2 separate regions of the Mus musculus genome follow, and region 1 is linked to region 2. A link is a contact called in ENCODE POLR2A ChIA-PET data. All regions are on one chromosome and are shown on one strand. Each heading gives the region's core, a stretch centred on a gene start or an enhancer-like site at or near the end of the contact. The rest is flanking DNA. Distances are from core to core; before and after follow the strand shown. Region 1 has its middle 8.1 kb from the start of Gm32861. Region 2 has its middle 42 kb from the start of Wee1.

The links. ChIA-PET counts read pairs that join two places held with the same protein, here RNA polymerase II (POLR2A).
Region 1: POLR2A ChIA-PET joins it to region 2 with 19 read pairs in Patski. The contact joins two enhancer-like sites. POLR2A ChIA-PET finds 5 or more read pairs at or near these places in 4 of 5 experiments (Patski and embryonic stem cell).

What each region holds. Positions count from the first base shown.
Region 1 is chr7:110,294,842-110,298,159 of GRCm38, reverse strand. No RefSeq gene overlaps it. Among named protein-coding and RNA genes, the nearest start is that of Gm32861, 8.1 kb to the right of the region's middle. Within about 2 kb of position 1,871, at least 1 of the 3 ENCODE cell types and tissues checked has a DNase peak (open chromatin) inside an H3K27ac peak, as active enhancers do.
Region 2 is chr7:110,162,911-110,165,869 of GRCm38, reverse strand. No RefSeq gene overlaps it. Among named protein-coding and RNA genes, the nearest start is that of Wee1, 42 kb to the right of the region's middle. RefSeq lists an enhancer at 1-2,959. Within about 2 kb of position 1,594, at least 1 of the 3 ENCODE cell types and tissues checked has a DNase peak (open chromatin) inside an H3K27ac peak, as active enhancers do.

The sequences.
Region 1 (3,318 bases), core at 622-3,121, 130 kb before region 2:
CCCTATCTAGTGGGACTACTGAATGGATTCCCAGGAAGCCAAGAATGGCCTACTGAGGGGAGAGCTGGCCAGGCAGGGACAAGCTAGGCTCTGACAGGACACATGTATTAGGGAGACTTTTCAGGGGGTTAAATGACCTTGTCTGAGGTCACACAGCAGAGCCTAAGGGAGCTAGGATGTGAGCCCAGAATTGTCCGATTTTATCCCGTGTGCCCTTCTTCCAGCTAGGCCAGAGGGGGAGGGAACCTGTCAGCCCTGCCTGGCCAGGCTTCTGGACAGCTGTTCAAGGCTAGGAGTCCCCTCCTGGGGACCAGACAGGACATAAAGTTCCTTCTGGGAACTTGAGCCTCCTAGTAGAGAACAGCACCCCAGCTGATTTAGCCACACACCACCAGAACACTGGAGAGGAACATTCAGCCATTCGGCATGTGGGGGACCTTGACTCCCTTCCAAGAGGAGCCTAGGCCAGCTTGGCCCCCACTGCCACACAGCCCAACCATAGCTGAGCCTTCTAGGAAATCTAGCCTTCTGGGCAAGAAACAAACGGATTTGCTCTGGGCTCGGGAGGTGGTGCCTTGCGACCCTATGTGGGCCAGGCTTTTTTCTCTCCAGGTCCCTGTAGCTTCACTCTTCGCTTCCGGCTTCCACTCTGCAAGCTTCGGCCTCAGTCAGCCAAGGCTTCAACAACAGATGCCTGGACTGCCCCCCACTCTGGCCACAGCAGATCCATCTCCTCATTCCCCGAGGTCCCCTGAGGTTCGCCGGTCTGTACAGCCCCAGCCAGAGGAATGTGAGCCATTCCCGGCATCTCCTCCCCTGCGGCCGGCCTGGAGAGAGGCTGGGGCCTCTGGGCCCTGCTGACAGGAAATTAGCTGGGCCTGGCCTTCCCCGCTGCCAGCTGCTCTGCTGACCCTGACCTGTGTTTTCTGAAACTTGATCCTGCGAATTTCAGAACCTCTTCCAGGTCCCCGGGAGGCCTGTGGATCTCTGCACATCTAGCAAACCCGTACCCCACATTCAGGTTGGCCCCTCCTGCCCTGTAGAGAGGGCTGGACCTGAGACTGGGCTGGATAGAAGTCTGGAGCTCTGTCCTGGGCAGATCCTACTCCTCTAGGCCATCAACCCCTGATCTCCCACAAGGCACAGCCTAGAGACAGTGACTACAATATGGAGGACCGGGGAGCATCCCCAAGACCACTTGTGAGACTAACTGTGGGCTGAGGTACAAGAGTTCAGGCTCAGCTTCGCAGACTGATGTGTCAAGGGACACTCAGGTGGGACAGCAACAGGTGTGTGACAACTCTGCAAAGTCATGACGGAGAAAGATGCACACTAGTCACTATAGGTCTGGCCAGGAAGCATGAATGACAGCTGTTTCAAAAGTGACCTTCTAGTCTCCCAAGCCACACACCTGGTTGCGTGATAGCCCCTCTCACTGAGCTGCTGGACACTGAGGAGTGACCAGAGCTCAGGCTGGGAGAGGGGGACAGAAAAATCTCTGCAACCCAAGGCACCAAAAGCAGAAGGTGGGCTTTCAGAGACCCTCACAGGAGTGTAGGAGTGAAACTGAGCCCTGGCACGGCAGCATCGGACGAGAGCATGCCCACCCTTCAGTACACTAAGGGGTTTGGCTGTGTGGTGGGAAGTGAGCCTGCAGAGGAGACAGAGGGTGGTCCCTAGGGAGGGGGGGTCAACAAAAGGAGGAGAGCATCAAAGAAAAGATAGGCTTCGAGCCAGGCTGTGGTGGCATGCCTTAAATCCCAGCCCTCAGGAGGCAGAGGCAGGTGGGTCTCTGAGTTTGAGATCAGCCTGGTCTACACAGGAAGAGGGAGGAGGAGGCCCCAGCGGGAAGACTAACCAGCTCGGCAGCCTGAGCTGCGAGAGAAAACAGTCTCAAGAGGAAAAGGCTGAGCGTAGGGTCAATGGTAGAGCACTTGCCTAGGAGGTTTAAGGCCACGGGTTTCATGTCCAGCATCTGAATAATTAAATAAACAAGCAAGCTGTGATGAGGGATCTGGTGTCCTGGAATTACCAGTGACTTGGGTGCCACTGGTGGAGTGGAGGGGGTAGAAGCCAGGCTACAGAGTGTAGGGAGAGATGTGAGCGGTGAAGAAACAGGCTAGATGTGTGAGAGCTAGCTGGGGTGACCTCCAGGAGAATGGGAGGAGGATGGAGAAAGAGGCCTTGGTTTGCAGACTACTAGTATGGCCACAGGTAGCAAAGGTTGCTGTTGAAGAGGTTGACACTATCTGAGCCGGCAGAAGGACATGCCAAGGCCACTCGCTCAGCAGTGACTGAGCTTGAGAAATATACAACCCTTAATTACTCAAAGAGGAAGGGATAGCTCTAGGCCACTCCCATCCCCATCTGACCTGAACTGAGACACTGATACGGATCCTGGGGTTAAAAGAAAGTGGGAGCAGCTTCCTGCCCCCTCCCCCCCGAGGGTATCTCCAAGGTGCAGCAGGCACTCTGGACTGTCTCTAACTCTACAAAGGGGGTTTCTGGCACCAAGTTGGCATTGACTCAACCGTGACTGTCTTCCATGTCCCCACAACTCGGGCCTTGTGACCTCACTGCCTCTGGGGGCTTTCAACCCTGTCTGAGGTCAAGAGTTAATGCGCTGGTCCCTGATGCCCTAAGTAAGTGCCATCTCTACCCTGTGGGCATGCTGTGGGCATGCTGTAGCCATTAGCCATTGCCTGGGAGTCTGCTAGGTGGCCTCCCTGAGGCCAGAGGCTACCGGTCCTTCCTTGTCAAGGGCCTGTGAACCAAGACACCAATGTCCTCTGTCAAGCCACCCCTGTCCCCACTGGAGTTCTCTCTGCTTCTCTCTAATCTCAGGGCCTGCTCCCCCTAGGTGGCCTTCAGTTCGTTCTTCTCAGGAGTCACCTCACACCTTGACTCAGACCTCTCTCTCCTGTTCACAGATGGGCTTTGGTCACATGACTTCAGATGCTATCTAAATGACAGAGTTGCAAACTTTATGTCCAGTTCAGACCTTTTCCAAACTCCACCCCACCCCACCCCACACTACACACACACACACACACACACACACACACACACATACACACACACACACATATACACACACACACATCCAACTACCTTCAATATCTCAACTGGTAGACACCCTAACTTGAAATGTGGGAGAGTAAACCCTGCCCACAAAGGAAGTGCCCTTTAGAAATGGAAACCCTCACCTTTCCTGTCACTGTGGCCAGTTTTAGGAGCACCATTTGTCTGAATCTGCCTCTTCTCATGCTGCCATCTCAACTGGCAGTAGATCAGAATGCACCCTAAGCCACGCCTCTC
Region 2 (2,959 bases), core at 345-2,844:
CAGCCTGCATTTCTGTTTTTTAAGACTTATTTTTATTTTTAACGTATGTGTGTCTACACTAAGGCTAGAAGAGAGCATTGAATCCTATGGAGTTGGACTTACAGGCAGTTGTGAAGCGAGTGCTGGGAATTGAACCTGGGTCCTCCGGAAGAACAGTAAGTGCTTTAATCACTGAGCCATTTGTTCCGAGCCCTGGACCCACAAACTAAACTTAAGAACTCTTTGGTAATCAGAAAAACTACTGGACTTCCTTCCAAAAACACTGCACGTCTGCCTAAAAGTTGAAACAGCTCACCCAGTTTCATGAATAACCCTGGATCCTAAAATGTTCTACTTGAGTCAACCCCCAGGTTAAGGACCCCTGGTAGGCTTGAATAAACACATCTTATAACACATGCTGCCTTCAAAGCCTGTTTACAGACGGTGATAAATAAGAAAATAAATAAATAGGAATTCATTGAAAAGAACTACTGCCTTCAAAGACTAGTTAAGTCTGTTTACTAGAGGTGGTATACCTGGGCAGGGTTGGGAAAGGTGATTAGTGAGTCCTTTAGTCCAACAAGCAGTATCCTAGATCCGGGGCTCAAGAGCTTCAAGGCCAGAGAGACAATGGGACTTTGAGGGATTTGTTCTGAAACAGGATTCACTGTAACTCAGGATAGCCTCAGATTCTCTATGTAGCAGAGGCTGGTCTTGACGTTTTGTTTCACCAAACGCTGCAACCACCGTCAAGCTTACCTGTCTCTAAATTGTGGTCTTGGATTGATTCTGACTGAATTTCCCAGACGCGGGTTGTCAGGGCATGATCAAGGGAAACCCAGGCCACAGGTGCAGTCCCTGGGTCACCCAGGAAGAGCTTGCGGAATGTCCTGTCTGTGAGTGCCCTCTGCTGGGAACGCTCGGTCCCGCTACGGGACTGCGGCTGCGCACTGGCACCACGGGGCGGCGCAGACTTCTTGGGTGTAGTGCATAACCCAGCGGACTGCCTAGCCTCGGTAACTCCAGTAATGCTCTCTAATATTGTTCATCGTGCCTTCCCTCCGACCCCTCAGACCCTCTGCTTCTCATCATGACTTTGACCACCAAACCGTACTCTAGGCTCCTAAGGCTAGTCGTAGAAACATCGGAGCACCCGTTGCATATATGAAACATGTTTCTCACGACTGAACCGAGTGTTTCGATTATAATTCCAAGGCAGAAAAGGATGCAGGCACGTCGCGGCAAAGAGAAAATGGACACCTGGGTGGTGAGGAAAAAACGGGAGCGCCCAGAGTCTAGCTCCGCACAGCGACCTCACAGTGTTAAGTGCCCGGTACCCTGGATTTAGCAGGGCCAGCCCACTCTGCAGCAAAATTAAGCAAAGCCAATTCCTCCCTGTGTTGGAGAGTTGGCACCAGTGACGCTCTAGACTTGAGCAAAAGGACGCCTGCTAAAGCGTTGATCAGGGTTGGGGCCCTTGCCTAGCAAGCATGGGGCTCTGGGTTCCTAAGAAAACTGAGCCCAGGATGTGAGCCACGTGGTGGCTTTTGTCCGGTCTTCCCGGGACCACGGGCGCCAGCAGGGGGCGAGACGTTCCTTTTAACCCCGCTCAATTGAAGTTAAAAATAGAAGCTGAGTTCAACTGAAAAGCATGAGACAGCAAACGTAGAGAAACTTGATCAGGCCGATATGAAGTAACATTTCCAAATACGGCAGTAAGGGCATGAGACAGAGCAAACGTGGAGAAACTTGATCAGGTCGATATGAAGTAACATTTCCAAATACCTCAGTAAGGTAAGCAGCTTCGGCAGGAGCGCTGCTCTAGGAAGTGAATGAAAACTTCGAGGTGTAAAAAATGTTAAGTTCCAAGTCAGACATCAAATGAACTTTCAGGGATTAAAATGGTAAATGTTTTAAAGACAAAGACACGCAATATCAATTAGAGTAAACGTTTTATCTGTGGATAAATATTGGAATTCTCCAGCTTTAAATAACAAAATATTACAAGGGAATTCAAAACCATGAACACTAAACAGAGTTTTAAAAAGTAATAATAATAGCCTGAGAAAAACTGTCTCCAACAAAATTCAAGCTGAGAGTATCTCAAATGAATAAAACTTTATACAGAAAAACAAACCAGAACTGGGTGGTAGTAGCACGTGCCCTTACAGTCAGCACTTGGGAGTCAGTCACCTTTCTGAGTTCGAGGCCACCCTGTTCTACAGAGTAAGTTCCAGGACAGCCAGGACTACACAGAGAAACCCTGTGTAAAACAAAACAAACAAACAAAAAAAAACTCACAACCAAACAACCCCCCCCCCGCCAGCCTCCTACATAAAACAGATATATTGGTGATAGCCTGTAATCTAGCACCTCAAAATCAGAGAATGTGAGTTTGAGGCTAGCCTGAACTGCACAACAAGACTCTGTCTCAAAAGAAAACAAACAACAAACAAAAACAAAAAAGAAAAAAAAAAACGCTAACAAATCTAATAAGATGGGTGGGTAGCACCGCCCATCTGAGAGGTAGGGCAGGTAATTAGGAGTTCAAAACTGCCACTTTTTCTCCCCTCCTGTATTTTTATTTATGTGTATATGTGTACACCATGTGCATGCAGTGCCCACCAAAGGCAGGAGAGGGCGTTAGAGTCCTCTGAGACCAGAGTTACAGATGGTTGTGCGTTACCAAGTGAGCCCTGGGAATTGAACCTGGGTCATAGGGAAAACTGAGCCGCCAGTGCTCTTAGCAACTGAATCAGCTCTCTAGCCCCTAACGATATGATAATTTTAAAAACAGACTCTTGAGCTATATAGGCCAGAATAGGGCACTGGATTCCCTGGAACTGGAGTTGCAAACAGTTGTTAACTGAGTGTTCTTAACTACTTAGCTTAATTGAAAAGTGGCAGCAGGAAGATCAGGGGTTTAAGATCAGGCACAGCTACAACTACAGTGTGTTCCCAGTCAGCCATCCCTAGCTAC